Linked DNA regions of Homo sapiens: regions 1 and 2 are each linked to region 3. Evidence: chromatin contacts called from ENCODE Hi-C or POLR2A ChIA-PET data. All regions are on one chromosome and are shown on one strand. The core of a region is the stretch at or near the end of the contact, and the rest is flanking DNA. Distances in the headings are between cores, read along the strand shown. Region 1 overlaps XPNPEP1 (X-prolyl aminopeptidase 1). Region 2 has its middle 81 kb from the start of DUSP5-DT. Region 3 has its middle 51 kb from the start of MXI1.

Region 1 (4,280 bases), core at 263-2,762, 270 kb before region 3:
TCCTCCCCACTCCTTTCCCAAATCCTGCCCTCCAAGGTGCATTCCCTGCCCCCATCCACCCAATCTGCCAAGCCAGAAATCTGGGCAGTGTCCTCCTTCACTGATGACCCTCTTCCCGTCCTTCATTAAGACCTTGGGACCCACAGCCTAAATCTCCATCTAATCTGTCCAGCTCATCTACAGCCTCGCCCAGTCACCACTCAGGTTCAGGTCCCACCATCTCTCACTTGGGTTAGTGCCACAGCCTCTAAGTCTTTCCCCATCTACCGATGTTTCAGTCATAATATTCTTTACAACTTGTACATCTAACATGTGGTTCCCTCTGAAAAATTCGTTCAATAGCTTCCCACTATTCTTGTTCAGAAAAAGAACCCAAGCTCCTGAATGTGGCCCACAAGGCCTCTCTTTTCTGTGGCCCCTGCTCACATTCTGGCCTCACTATGTTCTGACCTCACTGAACCACTTCAGGTCCTCCACATGCACTGTGCTCTCTACTGTCCAGAGTCTCTGAAAATGCTGTTCCCTCTGCTTGGATCATGGTTCCCCGCCCCTCCTCACCCTGCCATTCACCTAACTCACCCACATTTATCCTTACTCTCTGCTTCAAAATATTACTTTCCCCAAGAGTCTGCTCTGATCTCCAAGTCTAGGTCAGGCCCCTCTCGTAACACCTGTATCTGTCCCACAAGCAGACTGGTGCCCACTTATGTGCCCAAATACTTTAGAAAGAGGACATGCTCATCTCCCCAACTCCAGCCAAGGACCCCGTCCTGTTTCAGTCACCCTAGCACCTAACAGAGACCCTTAGCACATCACCAGCACTTAATAAATGTGTTGTCTTAATGCAAAAAGCTATTGAAATAGAACAGTAATGAAAAGAAGGCCACACGAAATGCTTTGAAAAAATAAACTGACAATTCAACAAAGCGTAGTTGGAGGGGTTTTCCCATATTATTTTTGACCTTCAAAATGACTGGGTTTATTTGCATTGTGGACCCAGAATTGTATAATTGAGCATATATACCCCTTAACACTGGCTGCTAGAAAACTTGACATCAAATGGGTGGCCCGAACTATAGACACTTTCATGCGTTTCAAACCATTTTGGGGGCTCAAAGAGAGGCAGGATATAAATAAACACCTACTGCTAAGGAAAACAAGAAGGGAAAATGTTAAAAGGGCAAGAAAAAAGAAGCACATCAGTGAAATATCAGGCAGTGATGGGTGGGCCAGGACCAGAAAGGGCACACTAGGGCTCTGAGGAGCTCTGGAAGGGAGTTCCAGATGCAGGGCAAACACTCACATGATCGTCTCTAGTCCTATGATTGCGTAGGAGAAAAATACTGGATTGTGCTCCACATCTGATCCTCGGAGATTAAATAGCCCTAGAAAAGAAATCAAAATCCCTGTCACCTGTCTGACTTAAGATGTTAAGGGGTCGCTTGTAGCGGGAGGGAAGAGCTTCAGCTTGGAGTCCAGCTGCTGCGCAAGGATTCAGTGGAATCGCACAGAAAGGCTGGAAGCCTGACTCCCGTCTGGTTCCACCTCTGAGCTGCAATTGCTCATGTCCACCACGTGATGGCACCAGAGCTGTTTCTCAGGCTTCCACATCACTGCCCGGAGAAGGGAATAAAAGCTATTAGTTGAAATCCTGAGAACTGCCCCCACAAGGAGTTGAAATGATCCGCCTAGTGGTGACCTGCCAGGCCTGGCCTTGAAGCCGACAAACCTCTGGCGCTCCCAAATAAAAAGGAAGGAGACGAGCACTCTCTCCCTTCTGAGGCAGATGACCTAGGGTAGAAAAACTGAGACCCTCCCACAAGGGAAGCCAGGCAAGCCTCCTCTGTAAGGGTCAGTGAGCCCCATGGAGACGGAGCTTCCTGTCAGAGGTGGAAAGAAAAGCAGTGAGTCAGCAAGGCTGCAGCTCACCAATGAAATCAGAGCCTGCAGCCCACCCATGGGTCTGCTCTGGCACCACGACTGGGTGGGGGACCTGCGGACAGCCAGTAACAGTGATGTTGCTGAACGTCTGAGAACTAGACAGACCAGGAGAGAGCACAGTTCTGGTCCCAGGACTTCCAGCTTCCGTCACTTGTTCTCATGAGGATCAGAGCAAAAAAACGCCTGGGCATTAAAAGTATAACCTCTATTTTAAAATAATGGCTTCTTAAAGTGATGAGGCACCATTTTTTACCTATCATACTAGCACTTCTTTAAAAATGACAGTACCTGGTGTTCAGGTGTGGCAAGACAGACAAATTCAAATACAAAGGTGCAAACTTTCTGGCAGACAAAGGGCAAGATGAGTCAAAAGCCCTAAAAGCCAACCAGAAATAGGAAGAAAATTATCAAACACTAAGACATGGATTCATGAACCAAGATTTTGATGGTAGCATCATAATAAATTACAGGATTACTGCAAATAACCCAAAGGTCATCCTTAGGGAAACAGTTAAATAAATTATGGTATAACCACATGATGGAGTATTTAATACTCACTTAAAATTATGCTTGTATATGCTTATAGTGTACTGATACAGTGAAAAAATCAGGCTATAAAATGATATATGCATAGAATATTGACACTGATTATCTCTAAGTAACAGAATTTATACGTGATTTTTTTTTTCTTCTTTTTACTTCCTCTGCATTTTCCAAGTTTTCTATCATGGGATTGTGTTTTTGTTACAATCAGGGAGAGAGAAAAGTTTTACAGGTGTTTTTCTCTGACGTTGAGATCATTAAGTTAATTAGGGATGTAAGTCACTGACACACTTGACAATGTTTTGTGGATGGAAGATGCAGGGACTGAAGAGAGAGGACACTGCAGTAGGGTCTCATTCTCTAGTGAGAAGGCAAAAAGATAAAGCAGTGCCTCTTCTCAGTTGCCCTGGGTCAAATCCACTCAGAAACCAGAAGACAGGACAGGAAGGTTCAACCAGATTCCGTCAGGTTTTAGATGAAAGAAGGTGCTGAACAACTGCATGAAGGTGGGTTAAGGTCCAAAGACTGAGAAACTACTATTACATCAAAGGGCTTGGGGAGGAACTTTTAGTTCCTAGTTTTCTGAGGTAGAAATGCTCCCAGAACATTCTCACTATAAAGACCTTAGGAAACCACAGGACAAGTGTAAAGAAAGAAGGCCTCTCCTATGAGCCCACTTCTACACCTACAGAGGCTGACAGACATAAAATATTTGTAGGAAATGCCCTTCCTCAGAGGTGCCATGGTCCTGAGGGACTGGCCAGAGGTGGGCATCACCCAGCTGTAATACTGCTCTGGACAAGCCTCACTCCCCTCCCCAGCTCCCTGTAATTCTTTCTCCTTCATCCTAGTTGGCATCTCCTATACCCATTTGGTGACGTAGTCTTCTTCTTATTCCCTGGCCACTCAGAAAGTTGAATGGCATGAACACACAGATACCCAGAGACCCAAAGGAGAGATCGGGTAACATGCCCAAACAGCGAAACCAGAGCACTCACACGCAATCTCATCCAAGGCAGTGACCACAAACCACATGACGTTCCTCTCAGCCATTTTCAACCGAAGGTCTGCAACCTTGTCCTTCCAGGAGATGCCTGCAAGAAACAAATGTGCTTTAACTCCAGCCCTGGTCCCAGAAAGCAGTAGGAACCCAGTGAAAGAACCTACCCTAAACATCTTTAATCAGCACCATTTCTTACAGGAGCACGCTACTTAAACAGGCAGGAGGCCTGGATTCAAGCCCTATACAAGAAGTGTCCAAGCCACTTGACTGTCGTGAGCCTTGATTGCCTCACCAGTAAAATTCATTCATTTACGCATCCCACAAATGCCTGTGTAACATCTAGATCTGCCAGGCATAGATACGTGCCAGGCACTCTGCTGGTCACTGTGGTTACAGATCTGAGCCAGACCCAGTCCCTGTCTTCATGGGGCTTACAATATAGAAGGGAAGACAGATAATTAAACCAGCAATTAACACACTACTGTAAATACTGATGCAACAGGGGACACACAGGGACCTATATCAACACACTACCCAGCAAAGGGAACTCACCCAGTCTCAGGGGTCAGGGGAACAGCACCCACCACTTGATGTTCCTGGGGGCTGCAAGACTTGCCTTTCAGTGCTAAGACCTAGGAATTCCCTGTAGTCTGACTCACTGTGATTACCACTTCCAAATCACACTTGCCCTTTCAGACACTGCCAAGGCCTCTCTGTTGCTCTGCAAGATGAAATCGTGGTGCTAGAGGAGCTCACCCCATTGCCACCACAACCACCCTACCAGGGCAGCATT
Region 2 (4,313 bases), core at 343-2,842, 260 kb after region 3:
CCAGTCTCCCACCTAGATGATAAACTCTGTAAGGGCAAGAACCAGGTCTGTTTGGTTCTGTGTAAGGTGGTGGTGAATTACCAGTGTAGGCTCTGAAGCTTGGACTGCCTGGCCTCATATCCCAGCTCCCCTACCCAGCTGTTCTTTGATCTTCAGCAAGTTGCTTCTCCTTCCTGTGCCTCAGTGTTCTCATCTGTAAAATGGATATTTGAATAGTAGTACCTGCCTCACATGGTTGATGGGAGGAATAAATGAAATTATATATGTAAAACATTTAGCATTGTCAATGGCACATTGGAAATTGTCAATAAACATTAATTATATCAATAACAAGCCACCACCACAACTTAATAGCTGAAAACTGCAACCATGTAATTGCTCACAATTCTGTGGGTTGACAGTTTGGTCAAGGCTCAGCAGGGTGGCTTGTTTCTGCTCCAGATGGTTTTGGCTGGGCTCACTCTTACATTTTTGGTCAAGTGGCTTGTTGACTGGGACTGCATAGTCTAACTTGATGGGCTGTTGGTGGAGGCTGTCAGTGAGGGAGGCTCAGTTCTCCTCCATGTGGCCTCTCCAGCAGACTAGCTGGGGCTTCCTCATGTGGTAGCTGGGTTCCAAGAGGGCGAGAGCAAAAGTCAAGAGTCACTTTCGCAGCATTAGTCAAAGCAAGTTACAAGGTCATCCTAGAGTCAAAGGACAGAGAAGTAGTGCTAGTTTTTGTTAGGAGGAGGTGCAAAGACTTCCTGGACATTTTTCATCCTCCATAGTTGCTTGTTCCTGAATCTAGCATGGTATACTCAGGTGCATGGCCCAGTATGCATTTAATAGGTATTTGTTGAAGAAATAACAAATGGATGTGCAGAGGAGAAAGAAACTAGAGGCTCGAGAGGAAAACTGATTTGCTCAAGGTCACAAAGCAAATGAGCGGCAGCACCAGGACGAGAAACTAGGTCCTGGCGCTCAGTCTTGCCTCTTCCCGTTGCATCAATCTGCTCAGACAGCTGCCTGAAGTGGGGTTGAATTCTTCAAATAATTGCCTCACTCCTCAGCTTCTGTTGAGCCTCTGGAGATATATCTAGAAGGTCAGGACTGTGCTTGCTTCCTGAAAAGTCTGGGGATGGAAAGAAGGGAGCACTTTTCATTTCCCAGGGCATAACGCATTGCAGAAAATGATCAGAGAGCATCAGCAGTCCTCCTTGGGTTCCACTGTATGTGGCCAGCGGCCAGGTTGGGAGGTCAGAGACAAAGGCAGACTCCAGTATAGACGCTCTGTGGCCTGCTTCTCATGTACCTGCTCTCACACACGTGTGCACACACACATACATGCATGCACCTTCTCTCGCCTCTCTCTTTAAGGTCTGGAAGAAAGCTACCATAAGTTTGAGCAGTTGGCCACATGGTCTCATTTGGGCTCTCAATTGGACTAGCAATTTCAGGAATTTGAACAGCAATTTTTGAACAGGGAGTTTGGGGAACGGCAGCAGGGGAAAGTTGGGAGGCGCAGAAGGGGTTGTGAAATGCATGCTACAATTCCGTCATCAGCCCCTTCCTGTTGTTCTGGTACCGGGGGGAAACCTGGGCTGGCAAGACTGCGCTTCCTCCATCTAGAAGCTTTCCTCAGGCCTGCTGAGTCACCCACCTGCTGCGGGGAATGCACCTATTTTTAGCCTGAGGTAAATGAGCCCTGTAGTCACCCAGACCACATTCTCTTGGGTGTCTTTGTCACAGATGGTGTGGCCGGATGGGGACCACATTGAAGAGACCTCACCCCCACCCCTAACAAGGTCTCTTCCTCTCCTTCCTCTGAGAAGCCTCACTGCACAGCAGTGACTCACATAACCCCAGGAGAGAATGCGGCAGAGGGTGGCAGTGGGTGGCATACCAAGCTAGTGGGGGTGTGGCGGGGACAGAAGTAGTTTATCACTGACGTTGATTAGAATTGCTGGTGCATCACTGTTAGTCAGTTTATTATTGTTTGTAATTTTTCTGTAGATGATATGACCTCTTATTGTACCCATGTGCACCATTCCTATGGCCCCGTCCTTGGGGACACCACTGCTTGGGAGTTAAGATGGTGGAGATCTGGACCCCAGCAGCCTGACTAAAGGAGGCTTTACTACTTACTAACTGTTTGACTCAAGCAAGACCCTTTACCACTCTGAGACCCAACCTTGGAGCTCCTGGTCTGGTACTCAGGTCACAGAGGCTGGTAATGGATTCACAGGATTGAGAGCAGGAAGGGCACCAAGATGTCATCCCTTGCTCTATTGAGGTGAAAATGGAAGCAAAGAAAGGGGCAGATGCTTGCCTGTATCAGATGTCCAGAGACCCCTCTAAGACCTTGTTCAGGCAGAGCCACCTGTTAGGTAAAAGGTTGGTAAAAAGCAGGTGCTGATGACAAGGCCACTGTTGGTCAGAACTATTTCTACTTCAGTCTGTATCCAGCCCCTGCACCCAGTATAATGTAGTAGAGTATTTCTCGGAGAAGGGTGTGTGGACCACCTGCATCAGAATTACCTGAATCCCCTGGGGTGCTCATTAAAACTGTGAGTTTCTGATCCCCATCCCAGACTTGGGGGTTTGCTCCCAGCACTGTCACTCACTAGCTAGGGAATTTGGGGGGTGTCAAACTATCTGTGTACCACTTTCCTCACCTATAAAATGAGGCTAAACCTCCTTATGTACATGTGAGGGACAAATGTATTTGCATGGGTGAGAGGTGCAGCCCGTCGCCTGGCACATTGGAGCTAGGCAACTTGTGATTTGAGTTCTTAGTATTTGTTTCTTATCCCCAGGCAGCTCCTGAAAGGCTTCACTCTTCTGCCCTGGTGCAGAAACGGGCCCTACCTCTTTCAGATTGGCCTGGAGCTGTCAGCTACCAGTGACTTCCAGAACCAACTTGCAAATGTCTGCCAATCAGTGGCACTGCTCAGACCAGAGCTCAGATAAGATGTTCTGCAGTCTGCTGAGAAAATCTTCCAACACAGTTGTGGGACACAGAAGTCACTCACCAGAAACACTGGTCATATCACTTCTCCTTATCTCTCTTCCTGGTGACGAAGCCCAATGCCTGTGAGATCTTTTTAAACAGAACCCTTTTTCCAAATAAGATTTGACCCGACACAGGGCCCCAGTGTATGTGAACAATAAAAGCTTCACTCCACTAGTTTAAATATATTTTCTAAGAAGTTCAAGTTTCCAACATGTTACTGTGTTACTTATGAAATCAGTGTGAACACAACTGAGGTGAGCTCCAGTGTGTGAAAATCACGTATCACTTCTAAATGTGCATGGTGCTGCTTATTACAAATATTCAAGTAGTTTAAAATACATTTTGGGCCAGGCACAGTGGCTCACACCTGTAATCCCAGCACTTTGGGAGGCCAAAGAGGGAGGATGGCTTGAGCCCAGGACCAGCCTGGGCAACATAGGGAGACCCCCATCTCTACAAAAAAATTAAAAATTAGCTGGGTGTGGTGGCATACACTTATTGTCTCACCTACTCAGAAGGCTGAGGTGGGAGGATCACTTGAGCCTAGGAGCTTGAGGCTGTAGTGAACCATGATCCATGCCACTGCACTCCAGCCTAGGCAATAGAGTGAGACCCTGTCTTAAAATAAATAAGTAAAAATAAATAAAATACATTTTGGGAATTATATTTGAATTGAGTATTCACAAAAGCCATGAAGCTCCCTTGGAAAAAGCCAAGATTTTGGTTAGCATGGTTTGCAATCCCTGGAGGATTCCAAACACCTTTTACTGGGTAAGGACATAGAGGCCTGGGTGGGAGAAGGGCTACATCAATCCAATAAGTGGCCAGCTTTGAGAATCAAGGCCTACTGGATCTCAAGCCAGGGTTCCTCCCATCTGCCCACATTCCTAGCCTGGCCCACCAAGTGGGACACTTACAGGGGTGGGGAGCCCCCTTAGGTGCTCTGGCCATTGGCTGAATTGGTCTTGAGTGACAAAGACTATGGCTCTCAGTGTCTGTGGCTGAGCAGGGGCGTGGCAGGGACAAAGCCAGGCCCCCAGGCCTGGGTGAGTAAGGTAGCGAGTGTGTGAGCCCCAGTTGTGAGCAAGAGGGCTTCAGCTGGTCTTGACTTGGGCTGCAGAGCTCTTGGTCCAGGCAAATTCTCACTCCACAAACAATATCTGAGCTTTTCAGTGCTTTGAGATCTGCAGATAAGAGGCTATAAAGATGTATAAATTATTATTATGCTGAGGACAATTTCCTCCCTGGCTGGCAGCCTGCAAGGCTATGCCCAGTCCAATCTCTGCCCCCTAAGGGAGGACCTGAATGCAGGGGGAGATAA
Region 3 (4,197 bases), core at 1,663-4,162:
ATTCAAGGAACATGTCTGGGTGCTGCACAGAATGAAACATTAATTGGTGGGCAATAACGTGTTGGCAAAGACATGGAGAAATCAGAGTCTTCATACATTGCTAATGGGAATGTAAAATGGTACAACCATATTTGAAAAACAGTTTGGCAGTTCCTCAAAAAGTTAAACATAGAGTTACCAATTCTACTACTCAGTATATACCCAAGAGAAATGAAAACATATGTCCACGTAAAAATTTTCACACAAATGTTCATAGCAGCATTATTCATAATAGCCAAAATCTGGAAACAACTCAAATGTCCATCAACTGATGAATGAATAAACAAAACATGGCATATGCATTCAAGGAATATTATTTAGCCATGTAAAGGGATGAAGTACTGATACATGCTACAACATGGTGAACCGTGAAAACACTGTGCTAAGTGAAAGAAGACACCTATTGTAACATTTCATTTGTATGTGAATGTCTTGAGATGTCAAGAATAGTAAAAATCAGCCAGGTGCCATGGCTCATGCCTGTTATCCCAGCAGTTTGGGAGGCTGAGGCAGGTGGATCACTTGAGGTCAGGAGTTCGAGATGAGACAAGCCTGGCCAACAGGGTGAAACCCTGTCTCTACTAAATATACAAAAAAATTAGTTGGACGTGGTGGCAGGTGCCCGTAATCCCAGCTACTTGGGAGGCTGAGGCAGAATTGCTGGAACCCAGGAGGCAGAGGTTGCAGTGAGCTGAGATCGCACCACTACACCTCCCGCCTGGGAGACAGAGCAAGACTCCGTCTCAAAAGAAAAAAAAATAGTAAAAATCCATAAACACATAAAGAAGATTAACGGTTCCCCTGGTGTCAGGGTGTGGGGTAAATGCAGTGACAGAAATGGCTGTGGGGTTTCTTTTGGGTGTGATGAAAATGTTCTAAAATCAGATAATGGTAATGGTTTCAGAACTCTGTAGATACAGTAAAAACCACTGAATTGTACACCCTAAAATGGTGAATTTTATGGTATGCGAATTATATCCCAACAAAGCTGTTTTTAAAAAATTGGGCCAGGAATTAAAGACCAGCCTGGGCAACATAGTGAGACTTCCTTTCTACAAAATTAAAAAAAAAAATTGGCCAGGCATGGTGGTATATGGCTGTAGCCCCAGTTACTTGGGAGGCTGAGGTGGGAGAATCGCTTGAGCCCAAGGGGTCAAGGCTGTAGTGAGCCATGTTTGCACCACTGCACTCCAGCCTCGGTGACAGAGTGAGATCCTGTCTCAAAAAAATGACTATAACCTAAATGTCCAACAATAGGGGCTTATTGAGAAAACTGTGATACAACTGGTAGACAACTCTGCAGTGATTTTCAATGATGCAAAATGTTGGTATGAAAATGTTTTAAGGTTATCGAGTAGTTAAAAAAGGAGTAATAGAACAATGAGAACACATGGACACAGGAAGGGGAACATCACACTCTGGGGACTGTTGTGGGGTGGGGGGAGGGGGGAGGGATAGCATTAGGAGATATACCTAACGCTAAAGGACGAGTTAATGGGTGCAGCACACCAGCATGGCACATGTATACATATGTAACTAACCTGCACATTGTGCACATGTACCCTAAAACTTAAAGTATAATAATAATAAAAAGACAAAAATAAATAAATGAAAAAATTATAGCAAATCTTTACTTTTTTAAAAAAAAAAAAAGGAGTAATAGACTCAAAATAGAGTATTGGATTCCATTCTGTTAGGTGTGTGTGCGTGCGTGTGTGTGTGTGTGTGTGTGTGTGTGTGTCTGCATAAGAAAATGGAAAGATCACCAAAATGTTACAGGTCCCAGCTGGGCATCAGGGATACATTTTATCCTCTCTGCAGGGGAGGTGGTGGGGAAGCCATCTGAATTTTCTAATATTTCCACATAGTAAACATCTATTAGTTGTGAAATTTCTAAAAAGAGTGATTAAGAGATCATCCTTGCCCCTCCAAGGGTTCACAATCTAGCAAGGAAGATGAATACAAAAATTGCAGAGGGAGGCCAAGAGACCGGGAGAGAGTGGAGTTCAGTTTTACTGAAGGGCACCAGGGAGCTCTCCTGGGAGGGATGGAGTCTGAAATTATGGCTGAGGCTGGCCGTGGTGCCTCACACCTGTAATCCCAGGACTTTGGGAGGTCGAGGCGGGCAGATCACCCGAGCCCAGGAGTTCAAGACCAGTCTGGGCAATATGGCGAAACCCCGTCTCTACCAAAGAAATACAAAAATTAGCCAGGTGTGGTGGCACACGCCTGTAGTCCCAGCTGCTAGGGAGGCTGAGGTAGGAGGATCACTTGAACCTGGGAGGTCAAGGCTGCATCAAGCTATGATCACACCACTGCACTTTAGCCTGGGTGACAGAGAGAGACTCTGTCTCAAAAAAAAAAAAAAAAAAAAAAAAGTATGGCTGGAAGAAGCATTTGGGGGCACCACCAGAAAACTGAGCCTACAACCCTCAATTTCCAAGAGACAAATGGGAAGGGGCAAATGGCATTTCTCATCAACTGCTTCCAGAGATTTTGTGTCCTGTGTGGCCCAGTCCTCACCTCATGTGATTGAATAATTCTGGATAGAGATTGTGCCTTCCGTACCCCTACAACCATTGGTGGGAGATCGAGTACATTTATCAAAAACCTATGACCAGGCAGTCATCAAACTCGCCTGGCAGCATTTGAATGGGGTCTGGACCAGAGTCCCCTGGGGCAGCCACTGGGTGGAGGGTGCAAGTGTGGATTCAGAGAGGCAGGACACGGACCCTCAGTCCCCTGCGGCTTCCCACGTCCACCCCTTTTTCTTTCTGGTTAAATCCTGTTTCAGCTCAAACTGGGGAGATGCCTAGTGGGGTGTGAGCAGAAGTCAGAGACTGTGAAATAAAACAAGAAAGATCAACAGGAAGCAGGCAGCTAAATCATGAGGAGAACGACGTCGAGAGGGCGTGGGCTGGGTTTGGTCTTATTTTTAGTGGTCATGGTGGTGACAGTGGTGGGGAATTGAGGCCAGAAGCAGGAAGCTGGGTTTCCCAGCCTCAGCTTTTGATGGTTTCCGGGTCCCCGTGGGCCAGTGAAGAAGCAGCCCACCCCTGTGATAAACCAGTTTGTTAAGTTGCCTTTGTCTTTGAGAGATTTTTATACGTTTTTTGTGAAACCGCTGCTGCTGCGAGGGGCCCCTCAAATCACGAATAAAGCAGAGGCTATTAACCAGGGTGTGAACACTGCCCTGCGCATGCTCTGTGAGTGAGCCCCACACACGCACAGGGTGGGCACTCACAACACGGGGAAGGGAGCTTTTGACAGGATCCAAAGGGCCCCACAATTTATCCCAAATTAAGAATCACTAATAAGGCCGGGTGCGGTGGCTCACGCCTGTAATCCCAGCACTTTGGGAGGCTGAGGTGGAGAATCACTTGAGCCAGGAGTTTGAGACCAGCCTGGGCAACATAGCAAGAACCCCATCTCTATAAAAAACACAAAAAATTAGCTAGTCATGTTGGTGCACGCCTGTAGTCCCAGCTACTTGGGAGGCTGAGGTGGGAGAATCGTCTGTGCCTCAGAGGTCAAGGCTGTAGTGAGCCAAGATCGTGCCACTGCACTCCAGCCTGGGTGCTTCCTGGTTAATAGATTCCGTGTCTGGTAGTGATCCATTTCCTGGCTAATAGATGGCCATCTTTTCGCTCTGTCCTCACATGGTGGAAGGGGCAAGGACTCTCTCTCTGGCCTCTTTTATAAGGGTCGTAATCCCACCATGAGGCTTATGCCCTAATGACCCACATCACCTCCCAAAGGCCTCACCTCCTAATACTATCACATTGGGGATTAGGCTTCAACACAAAAATTGGGGGCAGGAGCACACACATTTAAACCACATCAGGTTGTCAAAAATAAAGTTTGAATCTCAGCACTGCGACTGATTTGCTGTGGGATTTTAGGCAAGTGACTTAATGTCTCTGAGCCTTAGTTTCCTCATCTGAAAGTGCATCTAAATGAGATATGGCACCTGAAAGCATCTAAGGGATATTTGCTGTATCTGAGTCTCTCTGGAGAGGGTGGGTGGAAAGGCATTCTGGGGCAAGCAAGGCCAGCGTGCAAATTAGCACCCTGACTGGCAGAAGGCATAGGGGACAGAAGAAGCTCGTGATGCAGCAGGAGTTGGGTCAGCTGGGGGCTTGCCAATTGTCCAAAGGC

What was found. A loop is a pair of places that touch in the nucleus more often than their neighbours do. ChIA-PET counts read pairs that join two places held with the same protein, here RNA polymerase II (POLR2A). Pooled maps may share reads with other maps.
Region 1: a pooled map shows a loop between it and region 3 (3-fold over the local background). The contact joins two enhancer-like sites. A Hi-C loop is called at or near these places in 6 of 50 pooled maps. POLR2A ChIA-PET finds 5 or more read pairs at or near these places in 2 of 52 experiments (BJ and activated T-cell).
Region 2: a map of natural killer cell shows a loop between it and region 3 (10-fold over the local background). The contact joins two enhancer-like sites. A Hi-C loop is called at or near these places in 2 of 168 maps with a recorded cell type or tissue (CD8-positive, alpha-beta T cell and natural killer cell) and 5 of 50 pooled maps. POLR2A ChIA-PET finds 5 or more read pairs at or near these places in 1 of 52 experiments (GM12878).

What each region holds. Positions count from the first base shown.
Region 1 is chr10:109,882,764-109,887,043 of GRCh38, forward strand. XPNPEP1 (X-prolyl aminopeptidase 1) reads right to left here. Exons shown (of 21, transcript NM_020383.4): 8 at 3,483-3,578; 9 at 1,304-1,385. Among named protein-coding and RNA genes, the nearest start is that of XPNPEP1, 39 kb to the right of the region's middle. Within about 2 kb of position 1,513, at least 12 of the 41 ENCODE cell types and tissues checked have a DNase peak (open chromatin) inside an H3K27ac peak, as active enhancers do.
Region 2 is chr10:110,413,064-110,417,376 of GRCh38, forward strand. No RefSeq gene overlaps it. Among named protein-coding and RNA genes, the nearest start is that of DUSP5-DT, 81 kb to the right of the region's middle. RefSeq lists enhancers at 1,181-2,380, 1,555-1,684. Within about 2 kb of position 1,593, at least 12 of the 41 ENCODE cell types and tissues checked have a DNase peak (open chromatin) inside an H3K27ac peak, as active enhancers do.
Region 3 is chr10:110,154,104-110,158,300 of GRCh38, forward strand. No RefSeq gene overlaps it. Among named protein-coding and RNA genes, the nearest start is that of MXI1, 51 kb to the right of the region's middle. Within about 2 kb of position 2,913, at least 2 of the 41 ENCODE cell types and tissues checked have a DNase peak (open chromatin) inside an H3K27ac peak, as active enhancers do.